3 separate regions of the Homo sapiens genome follow, and all the other regions are linked to region 2. Evidence: chromatin loops called from intact Hi-C (ENCODE). Cell type or tissue: CD4-positive, alpha-beta T cell. All regions are shown on one strand. Links, peaks and the distances in the headings refer to the core of each region. The heading gives the core; the rest is flanking DNA. Region 1 has its middle 5.7 kb from the start of CRB2. Region 2 has its middle 14 kb from the start of OR1J1. Region 3 has its middle 9.1 kb from the start of OR1K1.

Evidence for each region. Peaks named below come from ENCODE experiments on the same cell type or tissue, not always from the same donor. Only the 100,000 strongest peaks of a DNase experiment are listed, where the experiment ranks them.
Region 1: a loop joins it to region 2, with 6 times the contacts of the local background. A loop is called at or near these places in 27 of 110 quality-filtered maps.
Region 3: it touches region 2 in a loop (10-fold over the local background); 103 of 110 quality-filtered maps call a loop at or near these places.

Annotation. Positions count from the first base shown.
Region 1 is chr9:123,345,344-123,355,701 of GRCh38, reverse strand. It overlaps a transcript of CRB2 not described here. Among named protein-coding and RNA genes, the nearest start is that of CRB2, 5.7 kb to the left of the region's middle. RefSeq lists enhancers at 1,205-1,374, 1,043-1,542, 5,475-5,974, 5,975-6,476 and silencers at 1,505-1,554, 1,575-1,684. In CD4-positive, alpha-beta T cell, for the core only: CTCF peaks have their summits at 1,230, 1,430 (motif pointing left) and 5,676 (motif pointing right); DNase peaks (open chromatin) are centred at 1,471 and 5,671.
Region 2 is chr9:122,458,983-122,469,340 of GRCh38, reverse strand. It overlaps a transcript of OR1J2 not described here. Among named protein-coding and RNA genes, the nearest start is that of OR1J1, 14 kb to the left of the region's middle. RefSeq lists a silencer at 4,049-4,098 and an enhancer at 5,090-5,591. In CD4-positive, alpha-beta T cell, for the core only: CTCF peaks have their summits at 3,961 and 4,166 (motif pointing left); DNase peaks (open chromatin) are centred at 4,140 and 5,420; H3K4me3 peaks cover 1,381 bases; H3K27ac peaks cover 658 bases; H3K27me3 peaks cover 602 bases.
Region 3 is chr9:122,804,047-122,814,404 of GRCh38, reverse strand. No RefSeq gene overlaps it. Among named protein-coding and RNA genes, the nearest start is that of OR1K1, 9.1 kb to the right of the region's middle. RefSeq lists a silencer at 3,825-3,994 and an enhancer at 10,275-10,358. In CD4-positive, alpha-beta T cell, for the core only: CTCF peaks have their summits at 3,705 and 3,905 (motif pointing right); a DNase peak (open chromatin) is centred at 3,904.

The DNA of each region.
Region 1 (10,358 bases), core at 719-8,718, 890 kb before region 2:
GAGCCAAGGCACCTCCCATCGGGCAGCCCAACGCCCCCTCCCCACTCCCCCCTCCCCACACTCGGTCAGCCCCTAGCTCCTGGCCATGCCACCTTCTCAGTGTCTCCTGCTGTCCCCACCCCGTCCCACCCGACCACACACAGCTCCTCCCACCATCGGCCTCAGGATCAGCTCCCTGCAGGGCACCTCACCCCTGCACCACGGTGGTCCCTGCCTCCCTTTACCCTCTCCACCCTTCACCAGCCAAACTGAACCTTTCCCAGCTTTCTTCCACTTGACCTTGATCTCTGGCTCTGCTGTTTGCAACTCCAGCGACCTCACTGCAATCCAAAGCAGCCCATTCTACTGAAAGGCAGCTCTAACCAAGCAAGCATTGCTCTCCCCTGCCAGGAAGTCCTTCTTGTTGTCTAACCTTATAGTCTCCTGCTGCACTCGATGTTTGCTTGCTCTCCAGCTGGCCTCTTGTTGGGGTGGACAGGAGGAGCTCTTCAGGGGGACCTGGTTCAGGAAGCCAGGTCATCTCAGAGACACTACAACATAGAACAACATTCCTTTCTTCTACCACCCTCAGCCCCAGTGGGGAGAGAATCCTCTTGCTGAAGGGACTTTCCTGAAATGAGCCACCGGCCCCTGCCAATACATGCCTGTTTGTCCCTATTCAGTAACCGTGGATACAGCCCACGCAGGCCCTGGGCTCTGGGATGTGTCCCTGACACGGGAGGACACAGCCTGGAAAGACAGCAGGAGCCATTGAGGGAGGTCCAGATGAGCTAGAGGGATGGGCAAGGGTCCCCTGCAGTGCAGGGGAGGGAGCAGTGGGCACCACACAGGCCCTGGCCGACCCTCTAGCCCGGGGCAAGTGCCACAGCCCTGGGTCCCCAGGGACCAAAGGAGGGAACCCAAAAAGGCCTGGGTAGACTCCTTATCCACTGCCCCTGCCCCATCCCTGCCCTTGAGGCCTGTTCTCTCCAGGGCAGGGATTGCCCCTTGGTTTCTGGGACACTAACCTCTCTCAGTCCATCTTTAATCCCCTGCCTCTCCAATACAACAGGATCCCTCTCCCCAGGTGGGAGAAGCCCCTCTCCATGCCACAGGAAAAGCAGAGGCCTCACAGCGTAAGAGATCTGGGTTCGAGCCCAGCTCAGCCACTGATTAGCCGGTGACCTCAGCACGTGACTTCCTTCTCTGGGCCTCAGTCTCCTCACCTGTAAAATGGTGGCGTTAGTGAGCCAAGGCGACAGTGCCAGCTCTCTTTATCCAGCTTCTCAGTGATCCCCCAGAGACCCAGGCAATCCCAATGGGGGGCTGGGGGGAGCACGGCAAGTCAACCACCACCCTCTGGTTCTCTGGATGCACAGACACAAACTCCCACACTTTCACAGAGCGGGGAGGTCACCCGGCGCAGGTCCAGTCTCCTCTGCAGCCCGGCCCCCAGCACTGTCCTGCAGCCGCCACACTCCACCTTGTGGCCAGACCTGGAAGTGTCTTGTGAGGTCTGGAGGGTATGGAGGGGGGCTCCCCCGACAGCACCGGGTACAGGAGTCCCACGTGACGGGGAGGAAGCCAGGGAGTCGCTGGACAGCAGGCAGGACGGAGGTCAGACAAGGGCACACCATCTTGACCGCTCCCTGGTCCGGATCTGGAGAAGGCAGTAAGAGTGGGCCAGCTCCTCTGAGATGGTCCCCCAGGTGCATCCACTTCCCCTGTCCTCCCCACCTGGGAAGGGAATCGACATAACCTCAGTTTACCCCCCCCCCACCCACCAGCAGCACTGCAAAGTCAGCATTGGCCCCATTCTATGGATGAGGAAACCGAGGCACAGAGAGGTGAGCAGCCCAGCACCAGTGCCTGGCAGGATTCGAGTTGGGTCTGCCCGACTCCAGCCTTTCCACTGGTGAACCTCCGACTGCAGGTTACTAACTGCCCCTCCACTAGCCTGAGCATGACTTGCTGCCACCTCCCTGGCTGAGGGGACGCTGTCCTGGGCCGGGATTCCCACCAACTCTCAAGCTGATGGGCACATGCGACAGCAAGGTTCAGTGGTTGGGAGTCCCAGCTTTGGCATCAGGCAGACCTGGGTTTGAATCCGGTTCCTGCTCTCTGCCCTTAGGTGAGCTTTTGTTGGTCTGTTCCTTTTCTGCGTCTTAGTTCTCCCATCTGTAAATGGGATCATCACAGCATCTGCCTGAGAACATTGCAAGGACTGGGCGGCTGCTGTCAGAGCCTCGTCGTGGGAGGATAGTGACCCTCCCCACTGAGGAGCCCACCAGAAGGAACCCCTTCAGACCCTTCCAGGTGACTCCTGCTCTGGATCATTCCCCAGGGTCTCACATCTCCCTTCTCAGGGTCTCACTGGTTGTTCTGTTTGTCCCTACTCCCCACCCAGAGCCGCCCTTGCCCTGCTGGCACCTGTGGGCTGTGTCATGCTGGCTTCCTTCCATCTGCTTCCTGGAAAGGTGAGCCAGTGGGAGGCACAGGCCGGAGATGCCAGGGAGAGAGGAGATGGAGGTTGGGGTGTTTCTTCCCCTCCTTCTCCCTACATTGGGTATTGGGGTGAGAGTGACTGCAGCTCCAGCTGAGGCCCCTTCGGCTCTCACGGCCCAGGTCCCCCTGCTCCCTCTGTGTCTGAGTCTGGGGCCACCATCAGCCCTGACCTCACTGGGTTTCTCTAAGGCCTTCTCCATTGTCACCCATGCCCTCCTTCTTGGAACTCTGTCCCTGTGGGCTCCCCAACCCCTGCTACCCTGGTCTCTCTACCTTGTTAACCGTTCCTCACTCCTCCTCCCAGAATGTTGTGACCTGTCCGGGTCTGTCTCCAGCCCCCTGCCCTCCTCACTCCACATTCCTCCCTGGACAAGCGTGTCCATGCCCCAGCTTCAGTGACCAGACCTCCACTCCCTCCCAGCCCAGCTCTCACAGGCTCTCCACCAGTGGCACTTAACCTTGTCTCAACATATGTATGCTTGTAACTTCCAAAAGAAAACCAACCCAATGCCCTAACTGAAACATCAGAGGCAGACACTATAGGCCAGTGGTGAGGTGCACAGATGCTGATTCAAATCCCGGCTTCTCCACTTCCCAGCAGCACTGCAAGGTCAGCACTGGCCCCATTCTATGGATGAGGAAACCAAGGCACAGAGAAGTGAGGTTGGCCCAGCACCAGTGCCTGGCAGGATTCGAGTTGGGTCTGCCCGACTCCAGCCTTGGGTAAGTCACCTCTCTGTGCCTCAGTTAGCTCCCTGGTAAAAAAAAGAGACAGCAACTGCACCTTACTGCATAGACTTGTCTTGAGGATTAAATAATTACTCATCAAGCATTTAGAAAAGTGTCTGGCAATGTCAAGAGTTAAATGAGTGTTGGTTAAATTAATACATAAAGGGCCGGGCGCTGTGTCTCATGCCTGTAATCCCAGCACTTTGGGAGCCGAGGTGGGCGGATCACCTGAGATCAGGAGTTCGAGACCAGCCTGGCCAACATGGCAAAACCCCGTCTCTACTAAAAATACAAAACTTATTCAGGCATGGTGGCGGGCACCTGTAATCCCAGCTACTCAGGAGGCTGAGGCAGGAGAATCGCTTGAACCCGGGAGGTGGAGGTTGCACTGAGCTGAGATTGTGCCACTGCCTTCCAGCCTGGGAGACAGAGTGAGACTCTGTCTCAGAAAAAAAAAAAAAAAAGAATACATAACGAAGGTAATTTAAGGTGATCCATTATTTCAAATTGTAAATGCTCCTGTTGAGTACACTATGCTAGCAGACACAATAAAGCAATGAGAAGTGTGTGCCTACACAGAACTCCACTGAAGGTGACAGCCACAGATGCACACCAATGTGGGGAAGGTCCCGTTGGCCGCTCAAATCCCATGAGAAGATCTGCCATGAAGTATGTAGTTTTTCAAAATGGTGGCGAATCTGGGTAAGGCTCCAAACAAGATAAGGCGCAATCTTCCTAAAATGTGCATGGAAGGCATAGTTCTGGCAAATCAGTCTTCGCTAAAAACCACGCAAAGATGCTCTCCGTTTCTATGCAAGCCAGACATGTGCTCTAATCTTAGACAATTACAGACAGGTGTTTTCCCTCTGCACGCGTGCCTGGTGGGAAATGCAAAATCAAATGGCACATGGGCCAACCCTTCATGATGTGGACTGTTCCCAACATCACAGGGTGTTTGGCATCCCAGGCCCCATCCACTAACTCACAGTAGTACCCCCCAGTCATCATGATAACTGAAAGCACCCCACAAATGCCCAAAACGATGCCCAGGAGGCCCCTGGGTTCTACACCAATTGCCAGAGGGATTTTTTTCAAATCTCAACTGTGTCTCTTGCCTGGTGACCCCCAGTTGCACGAAGGCCAAGTCTAAATTCCTGAGACTCATGCCCAGAACGCTTCATAACTCAGTCCCTGGCACAAACACAGATCAATATCCTCAGCCCCCAGCTCCTCTGCCCACCTCTCTACCGTTCAGCGTCTCTCCCTCTGCCCCTACTAAAATCTCTCTCTCTCTCTCTCACACATACACACACACATGCACACACACCCCTGGGCCAGTGGCCAGGTTTTGCCCACAAGTCTTTGATGCCAGGGTCTGCTCCCTGGAATGCCCACCCCGCCCCCACCTGACTGAGTGCCTCTTGACACTGCACTGATCCTTGAAGACTCCAACTCTGGCATCATCTCCTCAGAGAAGACTTCTCTGCTCCTCCCCCAACCCCCAGGCTTCGTCGGGGCCTCTTCTAGGCTCCGACAGACCCCTGGGCTTCCCGTAAGGCCCCCAGCACTGATCCTGCCCTGTTCTCCTCACCAGTGTAGGCATCCGTACCCATCCTAAGGCAGGCATGTGGTAGGATGATGAATACACAGATGAGACTCACTCAGCCCTCACCACTGGGGAGCTCATGTCTAGAGGAACAGACTCAAGGACAAGGCAGAGAGGGGCTGGCTTAGAGCCCAGTGGGAAGCCCAAGAGAAGGCCAGCTGCAAAAGGGCAATTCCCCAGGGGAGGTACCACCATGGAGTAAGAACAGGAGTTTCCAAGTGGAGAAGAGGCAGAAGGCATACCTGGCTGAAAACCAAGGATGGTCCAAGGTCAGGTGTGAGAGAGGGCATTGTACCTTCAGGAACTGCAGACAGGTCATTATTACCCGGGGTCAGGATGCAAAATGGCAATGATTAGAAGTGAGGCTGGTGGGTCGGCAGAGGACAGATGGCACAGTCTTTGTAAGGTGCTAAGGATTTGGACTGTGTCCTGAGGGCACTGGGGAGCCATAGAAGAGGTGAAAGAAGGGGAACGACGTGGCCAGGTTTGCATGTGGCAGAGTTCCCTCTGGGAAGAGTGAAAGCTGCACTGAAGGAGTGCATGCGTTGAAATCACCCAGGGAAAGGCCACGAAGCTTGAATCAGGACGGGGTTGGGTGGAGTCACAGAGAGCAGGAGTGGGCATTTGGGCATCAGGAACAATAGAATTTGGTGTCCGCTGGGGTTGAAACAAGGGAAATAGCCCTAGTGTATCCCCAGGATCTCAGCTTGGTGAACCCCCAGGAGTGAGGGTAGAGACTGGGGGCTGGCAAAACAGCTTGGGGAGGGTGGCCAGGACAAACAACCCCCAGTCCTCCCCTGGATGAAGGTTAGACTGTAGGCCCCTTTTCAGACACTAGAGGGAGCTCCAGGATAGGCCCAGGCTCCCCTCTCCAACCAGCTTAGCTTCCACCCGCTCTGGGAGGGGGATAGAACCCAGCTCACCGTTCAGATGTAGGTCCTGGGGGTCCTATCGGAGCCTCGCCCAAGTCCAGTGGCCTCACTGTCTCTGGGCCACCTCCTCCTTCAGGCACCGAATTGGCAGTGGAGAGGGGTCTTTTTGAGGCGGGAGCAGGCGGAGGCAGACTTTAGGAACTGCAGACAAGTACAGCCAGGCTGGGCCCTTCTAACCCTGTTCCCGCCCCCTGCCCCTACGGGAGAAGGGGAGTGACTCACCCAAGGTCGCATGGACAGAGCACCCCAGGTGGGATGGAATGGACTCTTGAGCGGAAAGAGCACAGCAGCCCTTCCAAACCCCTTCCTGAGCCTTCCTACAAAAACCGAGGTAAGGGGGGATTCCCGTGAGCCACCCCCCGCCCCAGAATCCTGGGACACCTTTACCCCGCAGGAATGTTCTGGGGTTGGGATTAACAGCAGCTTCGTGGGTGGGGCCCGAGCGTGAATGGCTGCCACATTTTTTAAAATTTATTTTTCTTTTATTTAGAAACAGGGTCTCTGCTGCCACCCAAGCTGGAATGCGGTGGCATGATCTTGGCTCACTGCAGGTTCAACTTCCCAGGCTCAAGGGATCCTCCTGCCTCAGCCTCCCAGGCAGTTGGGACTACAGGTGTGTGCCACCATGCCCAGCTAATTTTTTCATTTTTATTTTTTTAGAGATGGGGTCTTGCTGTGTTGTCCAGGTCAGTCTCAAACCCCTGGATTCAAGTGATCCTCCTACCTTGGCCTCCCAGTGTTGGGATTACAGGAAGGGGCCACCACCCTCGGACTGGCTGCCATATTTCAATGGTGTTCTGTACTTTCTGGAGATGCACCTATTTTGCTGTGATGCTGAGGTACAGGGGGATAGGACCTTCTGGGGTCACCCAGAGAACCGTGGCAGAGCTAAGGCTCAAACTGAGACCTCTAACTCCCAGCCCAGGACTCTCCCCAGCAATGATTTCATGGAAGGGGTTAAACTCGGTCTGTGTCTGGAGTCAAAGCTAAATGTCTCAGGTCAGGACTCAGTCTGCAGCTGAAGTCAGGGCTTAGTCTGAGTCCAGGATCAGGGCTCAGTCAGCCCAGGGTCAGGGCTCAGGACAGTTTGAAGCTGGAGGCAGTTGCTTCTGATGGAGATGCCATCTGAGTCCTCACCCTGGGTTCGGGTCTTCCGGCCACTGAAGCTAAAGCTGGACAGGACATCATCCATTCATTCATAATGCATTAATTCACTCGCCAAGTGTTTATTAAACACCTCCTGTGTGCTGGGCAACATGGTAGGTGCTGAGATTACTAGGGAGAACCAGATTGCCCGTCCTTGGGGAGCTCACAGTCAGACCTGATCCTCCTCAGAGCATCCAGAGGGGGAAGGATGGAGAGGAGTTAGCCAGAGGAAATGAGGGGAGAGATGGGAGTCAGGAGAGCAGCATTCCAGGACAAGGGAATATCCCTGGACAGAGGCTGGAGGCAGGGGAGGCTGGCAGAGACACGGATAGAAGGGGACAGAGGGTGGCAAGGCTGCGGTGCAGAGAGCAGGGAGGCAGCTGGAGAGGAGGGGGCCACTGGGAGTCCACGGCCACCAGAGAGGAGGGGATCCTGGGAAGAATCTCCGCAGGGCAGTGTCATGGCAGCTTGGCATTTGGGAAGGATCACCCCAGCTGCAGAGCAGGGAGTGACAGGATGACAATTTTAGGGAAAGTGACTGGCATCTCTACTTGTCTAAATGGCACAGTCTTTTAACATTTTATGAAAACAAGAAATGAATAACAAACGGAGACACCGAAACAGGAAACCCTTTTCCTATTAAATCTGATGGAAAGAGCAAGCCCAAGCCCAAATCCTGCCAAAAGGATTTTACAACCTGCAAGGAGACATGCCCGCGACGTGGCAGAGCTCCCCGGAAGCTGCCTTCTCTGTGCGGCTGAGCACCCCGAAATGCAGTCCCCCTTGAACAACATGGCGCTCACTGCCCAGACAGGGAAACCGAGGCTTGATAGGGGCAGGGGCTGACCCACGTCACATGCCAAAGTTGGAACAAAGACTCCTGATCTTCATGCTTGGACCTCTCTCTGTACACGTCATGCCCGTCCACACCCCCACACGTCACACACATACATCACAACGCACACACACTACATGCATACAACCCCACACATCACACGCCACACACACAACACACACACCTGCACATATCACACACACCCACGCACGCATCACACACCCACATACATCACAACACACACTACACATATATAACCCCCAGACATCACACACCACACAAACACACACACATTTCACATCCACATACATCACAACACATACAACCCCCACACTTCACACACACCATACACATAACACACAACACACACCTGCAGACATCACACACCATACACCTGTACACAACACACACACATCACACAACACACACATCATATACACATACCCACACACACCACACACTCATACACCAACACATACATAATATGCAACACACACTCCCACACATATCACACAACACACACATCATACACAACATACATTACATACATCACTACACAACATACAACCCACACACCACACCCTCCACACACATCACACACACACACCAGCATACACATAACACACATACTACACATATGCAACCCACACACATCACACACAATATACACCTGCACACATAACACACCCACACAGGTGCATCACACACCACACACCTGCACACATCACAACACACACACCACACACCCTCATACACACACCAACACACACATCAACACACTACAAACAACCCACACACAGCATACACTACACACCTGCACACATCACAACCCCCACACATCACACAGTGTACACATACATCACAACACATACATCACACACAATACCCACACATCACACACCACCTATACACACCACACAACCCCCACACATCACACACCATATATATCGCATAAGCACACACATCACATGCCACACACATTCATCACATGCCACACACATCACAGCATGCACACACACACACATATCATAACCCCTACACATCACAGACCACATACACACCATACACACAGCACTCCACACCTTACAAACCACACATATGACACATACACCCCCACAGACATCCGACATCACACACGCATCACGTAGCGCGCGCGCGCACACACACACACACACACACGCGCGCGCACACACCCTCCCACATGCCGGAAATGCTCTCCAAATTCAGATACGCAAATATCTGTATACATACAAGATTCTACAAACACACATAGACTGGCTAACACAGACATGCACTAGTCTGGATAGACGTGTGTGTACATCCACACAATGCCCCCCAGAGCACCCAAATACACACAAACATATTCACATCCACACACACACACACGCACACACCTATCCCAACACTCGAAATCGAAATACCCAGATACAGAACCCTCACAGAACACACCCCCCACACAAATGCAAATATGTGCAGAGATACACAACACACCTACAAGATTCAAAAATATCCTCAGTACACATCTACAAACACACCAGTCCCACATCCACAGACACACAGACCCCTATGCAATCATAAAAGCCCAAACACCTGTGTACCCAGCGCACTGCACAGCCCGGGAGGCCCGCCAGCAGCCGGTGGACAGGGCAGAGCTGCCGTGTCCCTGTGCTCACATCCAGGGACAGGCCTGGAGACCCCGCCACCCTCTGCAAGGGTCTGGCAAAGTGCCACCTCCTGTGGGAGGCCAAGGACACCTGGCCCCTCAGAAGTGCCTGGGTCGATTTCACAGCCACGTGCCAGGCAGCCTGGCTCAGGGGCCACACTGACCTCACCCTGGACAGGAGCGTGTGAGCATGTGTTCCAGTGTATGTTTTACTGGGTGGGGGGGTGTGTGGGGAGCTATGGCAGGAGCAGCATAAAGATGACAAGAGACAGTTTACCTACTATATCAGCCTGCTTACCTCCCTCCCTTGCTCCCTCCTTCCCTTCCTGCCTCTCTCCCTCTCTTCCTTCCTTCCTCTGCTATTCAATAAGGACCTTTAGTGAATCCGGCAAAACCAAGACACAGCCTCTGCCTTCCAGGAGTGCAGTCTTGGCGTAAGCAGACATGCCTGGGGTTGAGCTGTTATAAGACACATTGTGATCATTGCTAGGAGGCCTCAGGGAGGCCTGGCTTTCATCTGGGGCTGTGGGACATTGAACGATTCACGTCCTTCTCTGAGCCTCAGCTTCCTCAGCTGAGAGAGACCACATGCTCCCTGACCACCTGTCGGGTTTGTTAATAGAATCAAATGTCATGATGAAAGTGGCAATGCTTAGCGGGGACAGGGACATTTTTCTTAAAATAAGAGCCAGGTCTGTGCTAGGCTGTGCATCAGATCTGTGATATGGGAATGTGGTTAACTGCATGGGCCCTGCAGTCAGGGAGTCTTGGCTGGGTTCAGATCCCTGCTTTGCCAGGACTAGCTGTCTGAGCTCCAGCTTGAGCTTCTATTTTCTCATCTCTAATATAGATGCAATAATAATAATATCCAATTTACATGAGTGCTATGAGATAACGCATGTTAAGCTCTTAGAACAGGGCCTGCCGGCCAGGCGCCATGGCTCACGCCTGTAATCCCAGCAC
Region 2 (10,358 bases), core at 1,107-9,106:
GACTTACTCACTACCATGAGAACGGTATGGGGGAAACTGCTCCCCATGATTCAAATTATCTACCACTGGGTCCCTCCCACAACACATGGGAATTATGGAACTACAATTCAAGATGAGATTTGGGTGGGGACACAGAGCCAAGCCATATCACTTACCTGCTGCTTACATAAACATTGTCTTTCCTGTAGCAAGGAGTCAGGCTCAAGCGAGGGCAAACAGATCTGCCTGCTGGGCTGAAGTAGTTAATAGTAAATGAGCTGCTTTCACAATCTCAAAGGAAGTCACGACTGCACAGCCTGCACAATACTTGCCAGACTCATTCTTTAAATGTGAGCCATCTGTAAACCAGGACAACTCAGCATTGTCCACAGGAATTGCTCCCAAGGAATTAAAAGCTGGTCTGTCAGAGTTAAGCAGCCATGTGGTGTTTCATCTGATGGAGAGGTCCAGAGAGCCACAGGGTTAAGGTTATTGCAGCATGATTGAATAATATGATGAATAGTAAGTAGAAGAGGTTCATAGGAGGTTAGTCCGCTAGCAGAAAAATGCCAAGTGTGATGAGTGTGTAAAACGGCTTCCATGGCATGAGGAAAAAACACAGTCAGGGAGGAATCCCATGACTATCTCCTCAGTCGCCTTGACTAACAAGGATGCAGCGGGGACTGCTCTTAGGCAGAGAGGGAATCCACAGGAGATGGGATCCAGTTGTCAACTGTAGTATCCTGGAGGATGGTGTGGACCTCCATGCTTTTGGGTTAAGATCCCTGAAGTATTTTCTTCCTTTTCACAGACAAAGAGAAAAAAAAAAGAGTTTATGATTAGAATTACCTAGAACTGGAGAATTTATCAATTTCTCCTTTAGCTTTTTAAAAACTTACCCTTATGATTTTGTCCAAGTAATGGGGTCAGGTTTGGTAAATTTATGTAAAGCACATAGGAGTTGGGCCAGAAAAGAAAAGTTGGGAATTCAGTTTCAAAAGTAGCCAGTGAGTCCAAGAAACCCACTCACAAAGTTGGCATTTCTTTTGGGCTGAGGAAATTGTAAAATGCCTTGAATCTGTTCTGGTTCTAAATGTAATTCATTCTCTGAAATTAAATGGCTTTATTATTTCACCTGAGTTTTTACTCACTGCAGTTTTTCTTTACAGGCATTATGACCTTAAGCAGCCACTTGCTTTAATAGGTATACACTGTCTTTTTCACAGGCTGCCTGTGAAGGACAGCAAAGAAGGAAGTCATCTACATATTGTAGTAAACAAGAGCCTTGGAGAAAAATTACATCCTCTAAGTCTGCCTTTAACATTTGAGAAAATAGGAAAAACTTTCAGTAAACCCCTGAGGCATTAATGTCCAGGTGAACTGTTGGCCTTCCCAGGTGAAGGCAAGAAGATATTGGTTGGCTTGATCCCCTGGAATAATGAATAATGTAATACACAGATCAGTGATGGTGAAGAATCTGCTATCAATGGGTATTGGATTTAATACAGTATGGGGATTTGGAACCACTGGGTGCTTTGTAATAATACTATGGTTTATAACTCAGAGAGAGTTCCTGAACAAACCTCCTCCCATGGTTGTTTGGTCTTTTAGTAGGTAGGATCAGGGTACTCCAAAGACTGGTACAGAGAATAATGAGACTGTTTTTTATATTCTTTTATAATAAGTTTAATACCTTGCAGTGCCATCTGGTTTAGTGGCTGTTTAATATTAAGCAAGGGTTTTAATAGGTTAATCTGGATTTTAATAAGAGGTACACTATGAATTTTGAAAATATCAGTGAATGATTTTGCCTTTAAAGAGACAGGTATTTGATTCAGCACTAAATGAGTGACATTATTTTTGTTTTCTGAACAGGGAATGACATAACAAATGACAGAATTGGGGGAGTCTGTTGAGTGAGGACAGTTTAGTTTATCAAATTCTAAAATTATTTCCCCCTCTTGGGAAAAAGAAATTTTAGCATGGTATTTTTCAAAAAAATCACATCCAAGGTGGTGGAGCGGGGCAGAATTAACAAGCAAAAGGTGTGGGTGTCTTGGAGAGAAGACCAAGATGGAAAGAAATGGGCTGTGAAACAAAAGTAGTCAGTGGCTTTTTGGAAACTCACCATTTGTAATCTTTTTATTACTCTGAGGCAGGGGCTGACTGAGGCTAGGGGGATTAAGGATGAAAAATATTGCTGTGGCATCAATGAGCACAGTTAAGACCACACTCCCAGCCGGATGTGGTGGCTCATGCCTGTAATCCCAGCACTTTGGGAGGCCAAGGCAGGTGGCTTATGAGGTCTGGAGTTCGAGACCAGTTGTTTGAAGCCCAACAAGGTGAAACCCCGTCTCTACTAAAAATACAAAAAAATTAGCTGGGCATGGTCGTGGGCACCTGTAATCCCAGCTACTCAGGAGGCTGAGCCAGGAGAATCGCTTGAACCCAGGAGGCAGAGGTTGCTGTGTGCCGAGATCGCACCACTGCACTCCAGCCTGGGAGATAAGAGAGAAACTCTGTCCCCCGCCAAAAAAAAAACACTCCTAATTTGAAGGATCATTTCACTCAGAAAATTAAGTGGGAGAAGTGGGAAAATCCCCCATAAGTCCTTGGAGCCCCTTCACTGAAAGTGGTCTCAGATGGGAGAAGAGATGGGGGAGTTGGGAATGAAATTCCCCCTTTCTCTTGCAGCAATCTCTCTTCCAGCCATCTGGAACGTTGGCACAGCCCAGGGAGTCTCTGCCTAGTGTTATGTCTGGGAGCCTCAGTTTGCTGTAATTGTAACATTACGAATGTTAGTGGTTTTTAGTACTGTCCTCAGGGGTGCAGGCAAGGTGATTTGCCAGATTAACCAAATCAGAAGTGGACATAGTTTTCCATTCCATGTGTACTCTTTTGACAAGCTGAGAAAGTTCTTGAGAAAGGCCATTTGCAAACTTAGAATTACAGCCTACTTGAGTAGATTCGGCATCCATAGGTAATCCAGAATTTTCTACAAATACAACCCGGAGCCAACTGTAATAGTCGTAATCTGGTTCATTAGGTTTTGGGTACAGTCTTGGATTTTATTCATCTCAGGTTTCAGGAAAAGCCTCAAGAATAGCCTCATGAAGTTTTGTTGTTTTTGTTTGTTTGTCTGCTTGCTTGCTCACTGTGCTTCAGGCTCTGTCATAGTCTTTTGGGGTATTCTTGCCTAAAGCCCTCTCAGGGTCACATCAAGGAGCCTGGGCCATTCAATATTGGGCCTGGCCTTCACAAAAAGTATATGAACCAACTGGCACAGGTAAGAAAAACCTGGATGATAAGTCGAAATTATAATACTGTGTTAATTTTATCAGCAAATTTGAAAGGTCTCCATGACCTTTGGGAATTCTGCGGCAATGGCTTAAAGTTCAGCCTTGCTCCAAGGAACAAAAGAAATTTAGGATTTAGAGGAATCATCAGTGAATTTAACTTTCAAGGGACAGGTTTTAACAGGACCAGGTTCAGGGGTAGTGGGAGCTGAGGAATCCAGAGGGAAAGGTAATTCACTCAAAGAAGAAATAGAGAGAAGGAACAGGGGAAAGAGAAGAGGAGGTCTCCTCCAACGAGGAACAAGTCTGGGATCCTCAAGCCTTGTCCTTCCTTAACTATTTGTTTGTCTCAGTTAATTTTGACATGGTATCTCATAAGGAGGCAATTGTAGAATCCTGAATGTACTTAGAAGCTTTGAGATACCAATTAAAGTATGTTTCCCATTCAGATTGCTTAATATTAGGACCACAGTCTTCTAATTTTGTTCTAACAAAACAAGTTTGGGGAGCTCAAATGCCCCCCAGTATGACCATTGAGGATCCAAATTAGTTTGGGTGTGCTATAGCTATTGATTTAAAATTGTACACAAGACAAAGGACCATAATTTTTAAAACATAGAGCCTGCAGGGGTCCCAGGAGGATTATAATTACGTGCTTTAGGATTTTGGGATCCCATTCTGCTTATTAATCTCTTGAGAGCAAAAGAAAAGCCCGAAGAGCAGAGCCCTGTCAGGGAATGATAGGCGTTTGGACTGGTGTTTTGTTTTACAGTGTGCCTGGCACCGGATTTTTGTTTTACTTGGCAAGCAATCTGCACTCTCATTGCCTGTCCCATGAGCAAGTTTTCCCCAGACGCGCAAAATTTTTCTTGAGACTGGCAGGCCCCCTAGTGGTAATTTGGCTGTTTGTGCACTAGTTTATCCTGACAAGAGATTTTTTTTCTTCGGATACTGACATCCCTCATAGAATGGTGGCAATTGCCCTAATGGCTTTTAAACGGCCAACTCGTGCCTACCTTTTGAGAAAGTAAATTTTTCTTTCAAAAGATGTTTAGAAATAGAGGAAGAAAAGAATCAAGCAGCAAATGAAAGTATAAGCATACACAAACAAGTCAGAACAAAACTGAAACCAAAAGTGCACTTACCAGGACCAGAAAGACAAACTGTCTTTCTAAAAGAAATAACTTTCCAAAAAAGACAAAAAGTCTTATATAGTCCCAAAAAGGATGCAAGGCATCTTAACCCAATCAGATCCTGAATAAGTCAATAGGGAGCTGCTACCAAAGGGAGGGAACGCAATCTGAGAGATGATTTACCTGGGCAGAAGAAAGATGATCCATGGAAGCTTAGATTGCCAAGGGCTCAATTGTGGTTACCTACCCAGTTCCTCACCCAGTTCCAAGAGTCACCAATCTTTTCCAAAGGTACTCTCACTTCAAGTGTACTTCCAATAGAGGGAAAATGGCGGATAGGAGGCAAAACTAACTTGCAGCCCCCACTAGGTCGGACAGAGTGGCATGTGTAGACACACACCATGAACTTTTGCTCTAAGAACTGCCACAAGAACATACCAGGAAAGCTGAAAGAATCCACAGACCCTTTGAGGGAGGTGGATTGCTGCTGCAGGCTCTGTGGGACAACTGAGGAACTGTGAGTTTGCTTGCTTTCTCAGCTGAGAGGCTTGGAGCCTGCAGAACATTCTCAGCCCTGCTCACCGGCTACCTAGAAATAAACTCGCTGCTGCTGGCGGGCGGTGGGGGCGGGGGAGCACCTTGGGAGTGAGACCAGCCTTTCAGGCTGTGGGCTGCATGGGATCTGGGTGAGACCTGTGACTGCCGGCTTTCCCCCACTTCCCTAGTGACCTGTGTGACACAGCAGAAGCAACCATAATTCCCCTGGGAACATAACTCCATTGGCCTGGGAACCACACTCCCAGCCCCCACAGCAGCCACAGCAAGCCTCACCAAAGGCGAGCCTGAGCTCAGACATGCCTAACCCTGCCCCTACCTGATGGTCTTTCTCTAGCTGACCTGGTAGCCAAAGACAAAGGACATAATCCCTTGAGAGCCCTATGGCCCCACCCCCTGCCTAATCTTCCCTATACTGATGTGCTGATGTGCTAATGTAGCTCATGTGCTCTTGAAAGCGCCACCTCCTGGCTGGAGGTCCACACAAAACCAGCACACTTAACAAAAATACAACCAAGGACCCTCACAGAGTCCACTTCACTCCCCTGCTACCTCCATTGGAGCAGGTGCTGGTTATCTGTGGCGGAGAGACCTGAAGAGGGATCACATCACAGGATTCTGCAGACACTCCCCTATACCAGCCCAGAGCCCAGTAGCTTCACTGGGTGGCTAGATTGAGAAGAGAAACAACAGTCACTGCAGTTTGGCTCTCAGGAGGCTCTATCTCAGGGGGAAAGGAGAGAGCACCACATCAAGGGAGCAACCCTGTGGGACAAAGGAATCTGAACAGCAGCCCTTGAGTTCCAAACTTCCCTCTGACATAGTCTACCCAAATGAGAAGGAACCAGAAAAACAGTGCTGGCAATATGACAAAACAAGGTTCTTTAACACCCCCAAAAGATCACACTAGCTCACCAGCAATGGATCCAAACCAAGGTGAAATCTCTGAAGTGCCAGAAAAAGAATTCAGAAGATCAGCTATTAAGCCAATCAGGGAGGCACCAGAGAAAGATGCAGTCCAACTTAAAGAAATCAAAAAAAGATACAGGATATGAATGGAAAAATCTCTAGTGAAATAGATAGCATAAATAAAAAATAATCATAACTTCTGAAAATGAAGGACACACTTAAGAGAAATGCAAAATGCACTGGAAATTCTCAGCAATACAATCAAATAAGTAGAAGAAAGAAAATCAGAGCTCAAAGACAAGGGTTTTGAATAAACCCACTCCTACAAAGACAAAGAAAAAAGAATTTAAAAAATGAACAAAGCCTCCAAGAAGTTTGGGGTTATGTTAAATAGCCAAAGCTAAGAATAATTGGTGTTCCCAAGACAGAAGAGAAATCTAAAAGTTTGGAAAATATATTTGAGAGAATAATTGAGGAAAAATTCCCCAGCTTTGCTAGAGATCTAGACATCTAAATACAAGAAGCTCAAAGAACACTGGGAAATGCATTGCAAAAAGATCATTGCCTTGGTACATAGTCATGAAGTTATCTAAGGTCAAGATGAAGGAAAGAATCTTAAGAGCTGCGAGGCAAAAGCATCATGTAATCTATAAAGGAAAACCTATCAGACAAACAGAGCAGATTTCTCAGAAGAAACCCTACAAGCTAGAAGAGTTTGGGGTCCTATTTTTAGCCTCCATAAACAAAACAATTATCAGCCAAGAATTTTGTATCCAGTGAAACTAAGATTCATAAATGAAGGAAAAATACAGTCTTTTTCAAACAAACAAATGCTAAGAGAATTCACCACTACCAAGCCAACACTACAAGAACTACTAAAAGTAGCTCAAATCTTAAAACAAATTATAAAAATACACCAGAATAGAATCTCCTTAAAGCATAAATCTCACAGGACCTATTAAACAACAAAACAATGAAAAACAAAAACAAGGATTTCATGCAACAAATAGAATGATGAATAGAATAGCATCTCACATCTCAATACTAATGTTGAATGTAAATAGTCTAAATGTTCCACTTAAAAGATACAGAATGGCAGAACGGATAGGAATTCACCAGCCAAGTATCTTCTGTCTTCAAGAGACTCATCCGTCACATAAGGACTCACATACACTTAAGGTCAAGGGATGGAAAAAGCTATTCCATGCAAATGGACACCAAAAGCAAGCAAGAGTAGTTATTTTTATGTCAAATAAAACAAACTTTAAAGCAACAACAGTTAAAAAGGCAAAGAAGGACATTATATAATGATAAAAGGACTAATCCAACAGGAAATATGACAATTCCACATATATATGCACCTAACACTAGAGCTCCCAAATGTATAAAACAATTACTACTAGACCTAAGGAATTAGATAGATGGCAACACAGTAATAGTGGGGGAATTTAACACTCTACTGGCAGCACTAGACAGGTCATCAAGACAGAAAGTTAGCAAAAAAACAATGGACTTAAACTATACCCTAGAACAAATGGACTTAACACATATTTACAGAACATTCTACCCAATAACTGCAGAATATATATTCTATTCATCAGCATATGGAACATTCTCCAAGAAAGACCATATGATAGACCACAAAACAAGTCTCAGTAGATTTAAGAAAACTGAAATTATAACAAGTACTCTCTCAAACCACAGTGGAATAAAATTGGAAATCAACTCCAAAAGAAATCCTCAAAACCATGCAAATACATGGTAATTAAATAACCCACTCCTGAATGATCATTGGGTCAACAATGAAATCAAGGTGGAAATTTAAAAATTCTTTGAACTAAATGATAATATGACAAAATCTATCAAACCCTCAGGGAAACAGCAAAGCAGTGACAAAAGGAGCGTTTATAGCATTAAATGCCTACATCAGAAAGTCTAAAAGAGCACAAATAGGCAATCTAAGGTCACACCTCATGTAACTGGAGAAACAATAACAATCCAAACCCAAACCCAGCAGAAGAAAAGAAATAACCAAGATCAGAGCAGAACTAAATGAAATTGAAACAAAAAAAAATACAAAAGATAGGATAATAACATGATTATCTCAATAGATGTACAAAAAGCATTTGACAAAAATCTAGTATCCCTTTATGATTAAAACCTCAGCAAAATCAAAACACAAGGGACATACCTTAAGGTAATAAAAGTCATCTAAGACAAACCCACAACCAACATTACACGGAATGGGGCAAAGCTGAAAGCATTCCACCTGAGAACTGGAACAAAACAAGGATGCCCACTTTCACCACTTCTATTCAACATAGTACTGGAAGTCCTAGCCAGAGCAATCAGACAAGAGAAAGAAATAAAGGGCATCCAAATCAGTAAAGAGGAAGTCAAACTATCACTGTTTGCTGATGATATGATTGTATACCTAGAAAACCCTAAAGACCCATCAAAAAAGCTCCTAGAACTGGTAAATAAATTTAGCAAAGTTTCAGGATGGAAAATTAATGTACATAAATCAGTAGCCCTGTTATACACCAAGAGGGACCAGCTGAGAATCAAATCAAGAACTCAACCTCTTTTACAATAGCTGCAAAATAAACAAATTAATAAAATACTTAGGAATATACCTAAGCAAGGACGTGAAAGACCTCTACAATGAAAACTACAAAACCCTGCTGAAAGAAATCATAGATGGCACAAATAAATGGAAACACATCCCATGTTCATGAGAATCAATATTGTGAAAATGACCATACCGCCCAAAGCAATCTACAAATTCAATGCAATTTCCATTAAAATAACACCATCATTCTTTACAGAACTAAATAAAACAATCCTAAAATTCATATGGAACCAAAAAAAGAGCACACATAGCCAAAGCAAAGCTAAGCAAAAAGAACAAATCTGGAGGCATTACATTACCTGACTTCAAACTATACTATAAGGCCATAGTCACCAAAACAGTATGGTACTGGTATAAAAACAGGCATATAGACCAAGGAAACAATAGAGAACCCAGAAATAAAGCCAAATATTTACAGTCAACCAATCTTTCACAAAGGAAACAAAAACATAAAGTGAGGAAAGGACACCCTATTCAACAAATCATGCTGGGATCATTGGCAAGCCACATGTAGAAAAATGAAGCTAGATCCTCATCTCTCACCTTATACAAAAATCAACTCAAGATGAATCAAGGACGTGAACACATATATACATCGAGGACTTAAATACCCATATAATATGTATATATGTGTGTGTGTGTGTATATATATATACACACACACACACACATATACATACCATGGAATACTGCTCAGCCATAAAAAGGAATGAAATAATGGCATTTGCAGCAACTTGGATGGAATTGGAGATCATTATTCTAACTGAAGTAACTTGGGAATGGAAAACCAAACATCGTATGTTGTCACTCATAAGTGGGAGCTAAGTTATGAGGATGCAAAGGCATAAGAATAATATTAGGTTGGTGCAAAAATAAGTATGGGTTTTACCATTATTTGCCATTAAAAGCGTCTTTTAATGGCAAAACCCGCAATTATTTTTGCACCAATCTAATTCAATAGACTTTGGAGACTCAAGGGAAAGGGTGGGAGGGGTGGAAGGGAGCAAAGACCACACATTGACTACAATGTACACTGTTCAGGTAATAGATGCATCAAAATCTCAGAAATCACCATTAAAGAAAATATTCATGTAACAAAACACCACCAATTCCCCCAAAAACTTATTGAAATTTTTTTAAAGAGTACTGACATCTCTCTGACATTAAAGAAATGTCCAACTACATTGAGTTCATTCAGAAATGAGAAATGAGGATTACAACCAGCGGTGCATGAACTGGTGCATCCAAAGAGGGAAGCATAAAGGGAAGCTTTTATTGGTTAAAAAGGGAAAGATTCATCTAAGCTGCTTAGAAACAGAGTTCACTGGTTTCAGAGGATCAAAGCTAGAGTCATCACTGGTTCATTGGTGAATATGCCATTACTGGGCAAGTGTCCTTTCAAGAGCATCTTATCGGAATTATTGCAATTCTATAGAATGTCTAGTAATAAACCTTGTTGTAGAAACATATGTAAATTCCTCAAAAAACTAAAAACTGAAATGTCATATGATCTAGCAATCTTATTGCTAGGTATCTATCCAAAATAAAAGAAATCAGGATGACAAAAAGATGTCTATCCTCCCATGTTTATTGCAGCACCACTCACAGTAGCCAAAATATGGAATCAATCTAAGTGTCCATCAACAGACAAATGGATAAAGAAAATTTGGAACATCATTTAGCCATAAAAAAGAATGAAATTCTGTCATTTGCAGCAACATGAATGAGCCTGGAGGATATTGTGTTAAGTGAAATAATCCAGGCACAGAAAGACAAATATTGCATGTTCTCACTCATATGGAGAAGTTTGAAAATTTGACCTCATGGAGGTAGAGTAGAATAGTGCAAAGGGTA
Region 3 (10,358 bases), core at 880-8,879, 350 kb before region 2:
CTTTTATTTGGAAAACGTTGAAACCTATAGGAAACTGAAAAGAATATTACCATTAACATCTGTATATCTTTCACGTGGCTTCATCAAAAGTTGATATTTTGCTGCATTTGTTTATCTCTGTTTTCTGTGGAACTTTTTTTTTTTTTTTGAGACGGAGTCTCACCGTCACCCAGGCTGGAGTGCAGTGGCGCGATCTCGACTCACTGCAAGCTCCACCTTCTGGGTTCACGCCATTCTCCTGCCTCAGCCTCCCAAGTAGCTGGGACTACAGGCACCCACCACCACACCCGGCTAATTTTTTGTATTTTTAGTAGAGACAGGGTTTCACCGTGTTAGCCAGGATGGTCTTGATCTCCTGACCTCGTTATCCGCCCGCCTCAGCCTCCCAAAGTGCTGGGATTACAGGCGTGAGCCACTGCGCCTGGCGGAACTATTGAGATGTAAGTTTGCAGACATCTTGACTTTGCTCCTAAATACTTCACTGACTCTCCTAAGAAAAGGGTCTTGATCCTGTATAACCAAAATACCATTGTTACACTCAAGAGAATAAACAGTAATTCAACAATATCTAAAACACAGTTCATATCAATTTTCTCTATTTGTTCCCAAAATTTCTTTAATATTCTTTGAAAAAAATTCAGGACGCAATCAAGTTCACACATTTCATTTTTGTGACTTTAGTCTCTTAAGCTAGTATAGTCCCCTTGCCTTTGTTCTTGTTTCTCATATCAGTGATTTGTTTTTGAGGCAGGGTCTGGCTCTGTTGCCCAGGCTGAAGTGCAGTGGTGTGAGCTTGGCTCACTGTAATTTCCACCTCCTTGGCTCAAGCCATCCTCCCACCTCAGTCAACTGAGTAGCTGGGACTACAGGTGTGGAACACTGTGCCCAGCTAATTTTTGTATTTTTTGTAGAGACGGGGCCTCACTATGTTGCCCAGGCTGGTCTCAAACTCCTGAGCTCAAGCCATCCACCTGCCTCAGCCTCCTAAAGTACAGGGATTACAGGGTGAGCCACCATGCCTGGCTCATATCAGTCTTTTTTTTTTTTTTTTTCCTGTGGAGATGGAGTCTTGCTCTGTTGCCCATGCCCAGGCTGGCAGTGCAGTGGCATGATCTCGGCTCATTGTAACCTCTGCCTCCCAGGTTCAAGCGATTCCCCTGCCTCAGCCTTCTGAGTAGTTGGGATTACAGGTGTGCACCACCACATGTGGCTAATTTTTGTATTTTTTTTTTTTAGTAGAGGTGGGGTTTCATTATGTTGGCCAGGCTGGCTTCGAACTCCTGACCTCAAGTGATCTGCCGGCCTAGGCCTCCCACAGTGCTGGGGTTACAGGCGTGAGCCATCACACCCAGCCTTATCAGTGACTTTTAACCATTTATTCATTTAGGTGACTGGGGATGGGTCTAAGCCTGGGCATAAGGAAGGGCTAGACCGGCAGCTGGGTCCATCATGCCCAGCCACCTGGCAGCCTGGCCACCCTTCTGCTGAGGCTTTTTAAAGAATCCAGGCCAACTGTCATAAAAAATGCTCCAATTTCTGGCTTCTCAGATTGTTTCCTTATTTCTGGCAATAATACAATCACCAGAGGTGATGTTGTGTAGTTCTTACTACATAAGTCAGGGAGTATCTGATGTCAGCTTGATGATGCTAAGTTTAATCACTTGGTTAAGGTGGTGAATGACAAATCTTCATATAGTAAAATTATTTCCCCTTTGTTAGCAGAAAGAAATCTGTGTTGTGATACTTTGAGACTGTGTGAATATCCTCTTCTTACAATAACGTTTCACCTAATAGTCTTGGCATCCTTGCCTGAACCAAATTATTACATTGGGGGTATGCGTAAAGGTGATTTTCTTTATTTTAATTTCATTTCATTTTTAAGAGACAGCGTTTCACTTTGTTGCCCAGGCTGGAGTGCAGTGGCGCAATCACAGCTCACTGCAACCTCAAGCTCCTGGGCTCAAGCGATCCTCCTGCCTCAGCCTCCCAAAGTGCTGGGATTACAGGCGTAAGCCACTGTGTTTGACCTAGCGTTTGCTTTTTTTTTTTTTTCCAATACATCCTTTTTGGTTCCACCTTTTTGAGCATATAAAACATTTACCCAGTTTAAAAGCCAACAGAATATGAAGTTGTGTTCTCAGAGAAGCCTCACTCCCATTGATTCCCTCCACTCCAAGAATTTATTTTGGATTGTGAATGCTTGTGGTTAAATTTCTTGGTGTCTCTGAGCTGTGATCTCCCAAGTGAGGATAATCATAGCAACTATCTCACAGGGTGGCTGGAAGTGTTCAATGAGCTAAAGTTCTTAGCATGGTGAGGCACCTAGCAAACATTCCTTAGATCCATAGAGGTCATCAGTTTTTTGTTTTTTTTTTTTTAAACTATCCATCCTCTACAAAACCCTGATCCCACTTATTAAAAAAGGGCTTTAAGATCCCAATTCCGGCCGGGCGCGGTGGCTCATGCCTGTAATCTCAGCACCTTGGGAGGCCAAGGCGGGCGGATCACGAGGTCAGGAGATCGAGACCATCGTGGCTAACACGGTGAAACCCCGTCTCTACGAAAAATACGAAAACAAAAAATTAGCCGGGCGTAGTAGCGGGCGCCTGTAGTCTCAGCTACTTGGGAGGCTGAGGCAGGAGAGTGGCGTGAACCCGGGAGGCGGAGCTTGCAGTGAGCCGAGATCGCACCACTGCACTCCAGCCTGGGCGACAGAGCGAGACTCCGTCTCAAAAAACAAACAAACAACCCCCCCCCCAAAAAAAAACCAATTTCCCCTTGTCAACTCAAATAAATCCTATTTATCCTTGAAAATTCAGCTCAAACCTCACATCCTCTCTGGATCCTAAGTCTTTGCTGTCTCTTCAGAGAGAGGCAGTCATACTGTGACATGTCTTCCTACAGGTGATGGCAACACTGGTTAAGAAAATGGGGGCTCAAAACCTGGGTCCATCCAACACTAGCCTTGCCTCCATTTTCCCACCTGTACAAGGGGGATAACAGTAGTTGGGATAAGAGGTCAATGGGGCCGGGCACGGTGGCTCATGTCTGTAATCCCAGCACTTTGGGAGGCTGAGGCGGGCGGATCACCTGAGGTCAGGAGTTCCAGATCAGCTTGACCAAAATGGTGAAACCCCCTCTTTACTGAATACAAAAAATTAGCTGATCATGGTGGCGCACGCCTGTAATCCCAGCTACTTGGGGGGCTGAGGCAAGAGAATCGCTTGAACCTGGGAGGCAGAGGTTGCAGTGAGCTGAGATTGCACCACTGCACTCCAGCCTGGGCAACAGAGTGAGATTCCATCTCAGAAAAAAGGAGGTCAATGGGTTAATACTCAGAACGCACTTTGCACCTTGCTTAACACATAGAAATGTCTCAATAAATTATCTATTGTTGTCATCATGCTATTATTTTAATTCAACTTAAAGAAATATTTAAAGTTTTTCCGAAGTGTGAGATGGGAAATCCTGGTGACTTGAATAGCTCTGTCTCTCTTTTCTGTAGGGTAACTCTGTCTTCAGCGTGTGTGGTAGCCAAAGTTGAACTGGATTTGTTTACAGACCAGACTAGTATTTCCTTGGGGACAGGGACTGTGTCCTGTCATCTCTGATCTCTGATCTGAGCTGGCATCAGTTAATATATGCTCCTTCAGTGGGGAAAATCCCCAAGGCAACATGAGTAGGCTGGAATTCACCACAATAGGGCAGAAGATCATCTCTTATATCATGTTTCCATAAATGTTACATATTTTTAATTAGACGTCTACTACCTATGCTCACTGAGAACCAGGTAACAAACAAGATCAAGTTAAATCCTCAGCCTTGCCAAAGAGGTTGTTACCTCCTGGTTACTTTGCAGAAATGCGGGTTATAATGCAAAATGGCCACGCGGTGGCAGCAGAGGAGAAGGAATGAATTGTTTTGCTCCCATTATGGACGCTGTGCTACAGACTGCAGAGTAGGGGCCTGAGGGAGATACGTAGCACCATGTAAGAATAATGTTAGAGAATTTGTTTTTAGGAATGAGAACGGGAAAATGTTAAATACACACACTTTAAATAATGAGTAACAAAGCAAACAAAATGGTATTTGATGAAGACAACATATATACACTTGACTTTCAGATCATGGTCAACTAAGGGGGAGAAAAAAACAGACAGAAGAGAACAGGAAGGCAGGCGGCACCCACCAGCCCCAAGATGCTGCAAGGTGGGTGACTCGAGGAGACATAGCTTCTTAGTTAAGAGTACAATCTTTGTTTCAAATCCCAATCCCACCATTTGTTTCCAGTGACTTACTACCTGTGTCCCCTAGACCTGTCATAGTGAGAGTAAGGAAGCACTTTGTTTTTCAGTCTGTTGTTTTGTTTTGTTTTGTTTTTTGAAACAGGGTCTTGCTCTGTTGCCAAGACTGGAATGCAGTGGTGCAGCCATAGATCACTGCAGCCTCAAATTCCTGGTATTGTGGGATCTGGCCAGCAGCCTGCAGTGCAACGGGGCTCTCTCTTTGTTCCCAGGTGGATCGGCAGGTTGAGAAATGATAGACACACACAAGATAGTGAAAGCTGAGTCCAGGGGGGGTCACCGCCTTCTGGTCCCGTGGTGCCAACAATGCACTGGATATACCAGCATTTATTATTAAGTTTAGTGACAGCGGGGGTGGGTTAGTGAGGGATTTAGGGTCATTTGATTATGAGGTGAGATGGTCACATGGGGATGAAGTAATAACATTTGTATGTAGAAGTACAGTACATTTGTACGTAGAAGTACGGTATACAGAGATAAGAATTTACAATATAGTGCATGCATCAGTAATTTCTAACAGAGCCTTAAAACAGAAACACAATCTTTCCGTAACCTATGATTAGCAAGCTATTAATCAGTAGTAACAATTGCAACAAAAGCTGGTTACAAACAATCCATAGAAACAGGACGTGAAGCTAGAGAACCGGTTAGACCAGAAATTCTCAGAAGGGAGTATGCCCTAACCCTAAAGAGGCCTGGAAGAGCTGTGGCAAGATGAGGGCATTTATAGCCCTATCTTATCCATATGGACAGGCGCCCCCCCATGCATCCGTTTATAGGCTTTCCACAAGGGTTCCATTCCATTCCCAGAGCTATGAACATCTACTTTTCTGGGATAGGAATCTTGGTGATGTGAAACCTCCCTGACTGCACGTCCATTCATAGGTTCTCTGCAGGGGGAAGCACATCACGCGCTGTTGGCTCGTTCTGGCAGTCCAACCTGGCATTGTCTTTACACAATCCAGCATGCAATTTTGTATTTACAATAATCAGGAGCATTTCATCTTTTATTCTGTAGCAATAGTTTCAGGGGGTCTCCCTACATCCTGGGCTAAAGCAATCCTTCCACCTGGGACTCCCAAAGTACTGAGATTACAGGTGAGAGCCACCATGCCTGGCTTCTAAGCAGTTTATATTTATTTCTTAGATAATTCTCACCACTTCAGAGCTATATTATTTTCCTCATTTTTTAGTTAAATGATTTGCCCAAGGTCAACCAGTTAGTACATAGTAAAGTTAGAACTTAAACCTAGGAACTCAGAGCTCAGAACTCAGAATTTTACCACTGTCTGGGAAGCCTTACCCATGAACAGGCAATAATAATGTTTATCAAAAGAGGCTCTTGGAAACAGTTGAAGGGTGCCTGCCCCATAGTTGGTGTTATGGACTGAACCGTCCCCAACCTAGCCCAAATTCCCAAACCCCCAAAGTGACTGTATTTGGAGATAGGGCCACTGAAGGAGGTAACTAAGGTTAAATGAGTCATAAGGGTGGGGACCAAATCCAGTAAGACCACTGTCTTTAAAAGAAGAGACACCAGAGCTCCCTTGCTCTCTGCATGTGCACAGAGCAGATACATGCTAGGATGCAGCTAGAAGGCAGCTGTCTACAAGTTAGGAAGAGATCCCTCACCAGAAACCAACCCTTATGGCACCATGGTGTTGGTGGACCTCCAGCCTCAAGAACTGTGACAAGATATATTTCTATCATTACTCAGTTTGTGGTATTTTTTTAGGGCAGCTGAGCAGACTACTGTAGTTGGTGGTCAGGAAATGCAGCTCTTACTCTGTGGCTTTGTCTTTGATGTAGCTCTCCCTCTACTCCCAAGGCCTCAGTTCCTTGTCATCATCTTGGTACGCCAAAGAGTTCTCTACCTGCCTGGAAGCACCTCCAGCCCATCCAGCCTTTCCTTATCCCATTTCCTTTTTAAAAAACAATTTTGGCTGGGTGCGGCGGCTCATGCCTGTAATCCCAGCATTTTGGGAGGCCAAGGCCGGTGGATCACCTGAGGTCAGGAGTTTGAGATCAGACTGACCAACATGGTGAAACTCTGTCTCTACTAAAAATACAAACAATTTAGCTGGGCGTGGTGGTGGGCACCTGTAATCCCAGCTACTTGAGAGGCTGAGGCAGGAGAATCACTTGAACCCGGGAGGCGGAAGTTGCAGTGAGCCGAGGTTGCGCCATTGCACTCCAGCCTGGGCAACAAGAGTGAAACTCCATCTCAAAAAAAAAAAAAAAAATGCATTTCCCATGAGCATGTCACATGATTCTCATGCATGATGAGTGGTCTGGAATCAGAACAGGGGAGGGGAGGGCTTTTGCTATCTCTCATTTCTGCCCAGAGCCAGATCTGTGCTCAAATATTAGTTCCACTGATTTTTATCTTGGAGCCTTGGGCAAGTTGCCTCATTGAGTCACAATTTTCTCATCTGTAAAATGGAGACAATAATGTGTGCCACAATGGATTGTTATGAGTATTAAATTGTTATGAGTACAAGGAATGTAAAGCCACTGGCACCACATCTGGCCTGTGCTGAGTTAACTTCCTACCATGTCATTATGGTTTCCAAGGTCTGTGGTGATGTGATTTCGTGATGTGTGTGGGATGGTCTTGGTCATGGTTTCTCCACAACCTGCCAGTTGTTCTGTGGTCCTTGGAGAGAAAATGAAGTAGGTGGTGGTGTCTGTGTGGGTGAAGTTGAGCTCTTTGCCAAACAAATGGTGATTTGATTTGTTTTACTCATGTCATCCTTCCAGTAACCAATGCCTTTCCAGTTTCATTTTTCCTTCTCACCAGAGACTAGCTGAAAATGTTCCAGTCTAAATTGAATCTGTGTGTGGGTTCAATGACAGCCTCCAAAGAAGGCAACCAGGAGAGGAAACAGTGTCTATAGTGAGGACATGGATGTGATCCTGAGATTGAAAAAGGGGAGCTGGGGCCCTTATTCCAGGAGTTCCTAGGCCAGTGGAAAAACCTGACTTTTACCCTCAAAGAATCCCTGGTAGATTGGTCTAGTCTTGCGGGCGGAGACATACTTACATATAAATCCCCAAAAGCAAACAGAGAAAGCAAGTATATGTTGATGGATCAATCAGCCCTCAGGACACTGAAGGGGCTAGCCAGACTGCATCGGTGAAAAAGGCAAATATCAGAAATAGTTATGGGAGCTGCGTCAGTTTGCTATGACGGTGTAACAAACCATCTCAATACTCAGTGGTTTAAAACATGAGTCATTCATTATCACTCATGTGTCAATGGGACAGCTGGGGCTTGGCTGATCTTGGCTGGTCTTTGCTCGTACATCTGCAGGTCAGCTGAGGGTTCTGCTTAGATCACCTTGGCTACAGCAGCCCTGCCCCAGGTGTCTCTCTTCCCTGTCTTGGGACCAGGGGACTAGGTGGACATGTCCTTCTCATGGCAATGAGAGAAACACAAGCGAACAAGCCCAATATCACAGATAGTTTTTTTTTTTTTTGAGTTGGAGTCTCACTCTGTTGCCCAGGCTGGAGTGCAGTGGTGCAATCTCAGCTCACTGCACCTTCCGACTCCTGGGCTCAAGTGATTCTCCTGCCTCAGCCTCCCGAGTAGCTGGGGTTACAGGTGCCCACCACCATGCCTGGCTAATTTTTGTATTTTTAGTAGAGACAGGGTTTCACCATGTTGACCAGGATGGTCTCGAACTCCTGACCTCAGGTCATCTGCCTGCCTTGGCTTCCTAAAGTGCTGGGATTACAGGCAAGAGCCACCTCGCCCAGCCAGTATCACAAATACCTTTCAAGTTTTGCTAAAATCATGCTTCCTAATATCTTACTGGCCAAAGCAAGTTGCGTGGCTGAGACCCCAGTCGTGGTTGGAGGGCAAAGTTACATGGCTCAAAGGTATGGCATCAGGGATGGCTGAGGAACCAGCACAATTGATGTAACCTACCACACTCTGTGAGTTTTCCTTAACTCTCCTCTCCCTTCCAACCCAAGTCATGCTTCCTCTATAGCAGTGGTCCCCAACCTTTTTGGCACTAGGGAAGACAATTTTTCCATGGACAGAGGTGGGGAATGGTTTTGGGCTGAAACTGTTCCCCTCAGATCATCAGGCATTAGATTCTCATAAGGAGCAGGCAACCTAGATCCCTCGCCTGTGCAGTTCACAGTAGGGTTTGCACTCCTATGAGAATCTAATGCTGCCGCTGAGCTGACAGGAGCTCAGGTGGTAGTGCTCACTTGCCCGCCGCTTACCTCCTGCTGTGTGGTCTGGCTACTAACAGGCCATGGACTGGTACCTGTCTGTGGCCTGTGGCTTGGAGACCCCTGCTCCACAGCATGTTGTATCTCTCTTCTGGCTTTGATCATGAACTGTGTTCCTGTATTGCACGTGAGGACAAGGACTTTATTTATAGTCTTAGTGCCTAGTATGGGGGCTGGCACCAGTAAATAATAGTAGATGAGCGAGAGAGCAGAGAACAAAAAGGGAAGGAGGTGGGAAAATATGTGACAAAAAAAGGAGAAAGCAGTACAGGTATGTAAAGGTAAAGGATGTGGAGGAAGCGGGACAGAAGAGCTGTGGATAGAGTGAGTTGGAGGAAGCATCAATGATTCAGAGTGAGCTGAACTGCTTGCTTTGTCAGCTTCTTGGACTATCAATGCTTTTCCAGGATTTGATTTTATTTTGTTATTGTATTTTATTATTTAAGATGGAGTTTCACTCTTGTCACCCAGGCTGGAGTGCAATGGCACCATCTCGACTCACTGCAACCTCTGCTTCCTGGGTTCAAGCGATTCTCCTGCCTCAGCATCCCGAGTGAGTAGCTGAGATCACAGGCACATGCCACCACGCCCAGCTAATTTTTGTATTTTTAGTAGAGATGGGGTTTCGCCCTGTTGGCCAGGCTGGTCTTGAACTCCTGACCTCAGGTGATCCACCCGCCTTGGCCTCCCAAAGTGCTGGGATAACAGGCATGAGCCACTGCACCCGGCCCATTGCTAGTATTTTAAAGCAGTCATTTTTGCATCAAGAAAAAGTCTTTATGTTTTTATTTTGCATCCCTAATGGCTGCATTTTCCCTGTGGAAGCCCTTGCATGAAAGAAGACTTAGGTTCTAGAAATTTTCTTTGTACCCTTAGAAGGAGTAATCAATTTACCATTTGTGATGTGAGCTTTTTTTACTACTAAAATCTCCCCAATTGCTATACCTTTGAAATGAAGGCTGCCTTACTTTACAATGCACAAAGATTACATGACAAATGAGGCTGTAGAGGCAGACTCTGAAATTCTTTTCTTGCAGTGCAATTATTTATTTTTTCTGGCGGAGGTGGTTCACTACACATTATTCTGAATAAACTGAAGGGTTGAAAATATCGGTGCTGGGAGGGTGAGATGAATTGATTCTGAAATGGCCAGAAGTCACTTGAGGATAAACTCAGGGAATGTGGCGGGTGAGAAGAGGTAGATTTCCTCGTGTGGCTCAAAGACCTTGCAAAGAGGGGGTGCAAAAATCCCTGGAGCTGAAGCAGCCTCACTGGAATAAGCCTAAGCTCTTCCAAGGGGACTGCCGGGAAGGGAGTCGGTCATTTGGATATACTTGTTTTATTTAAGGTGTTAAAAATCGGTCTCTTTATATTTCATGTGAAAAAGATCCAGGGAAAACTACTTCAGTGGATTTATGAAGTCTTTTTTTTTTTTTTTTCTTTTGAGACGGAGTCTCTCTTTGTCACCCAGGCTGGAGTCCAGTGGCACAATCTCGGCTTACCGCAACCTTTGCCTCCCGGGTTCAAGCAATTCTTCTGCCTCAGCCTCCCGAGTAGCTGGGATTACAGGCATGCACCACCACGCCCTGCTAATTTTTGTATTTTTAGTAGAGATGGGCTTTCACCATATTGGCCAGGCTGGTCTCGAACTCCTGACCTCGTGATCCGCCCACCTCGGCCTCCCAAACTGCTGGGATTACAGGCGTGAGCCACTGTGTCCAGCCTTATGAAGTCTTTAGTGGCCTCTCTGGGGACAGAGAAAGGATGGATTCCTCATCTTGTCTCCAGATCACTTCATCTTCTAGGGCT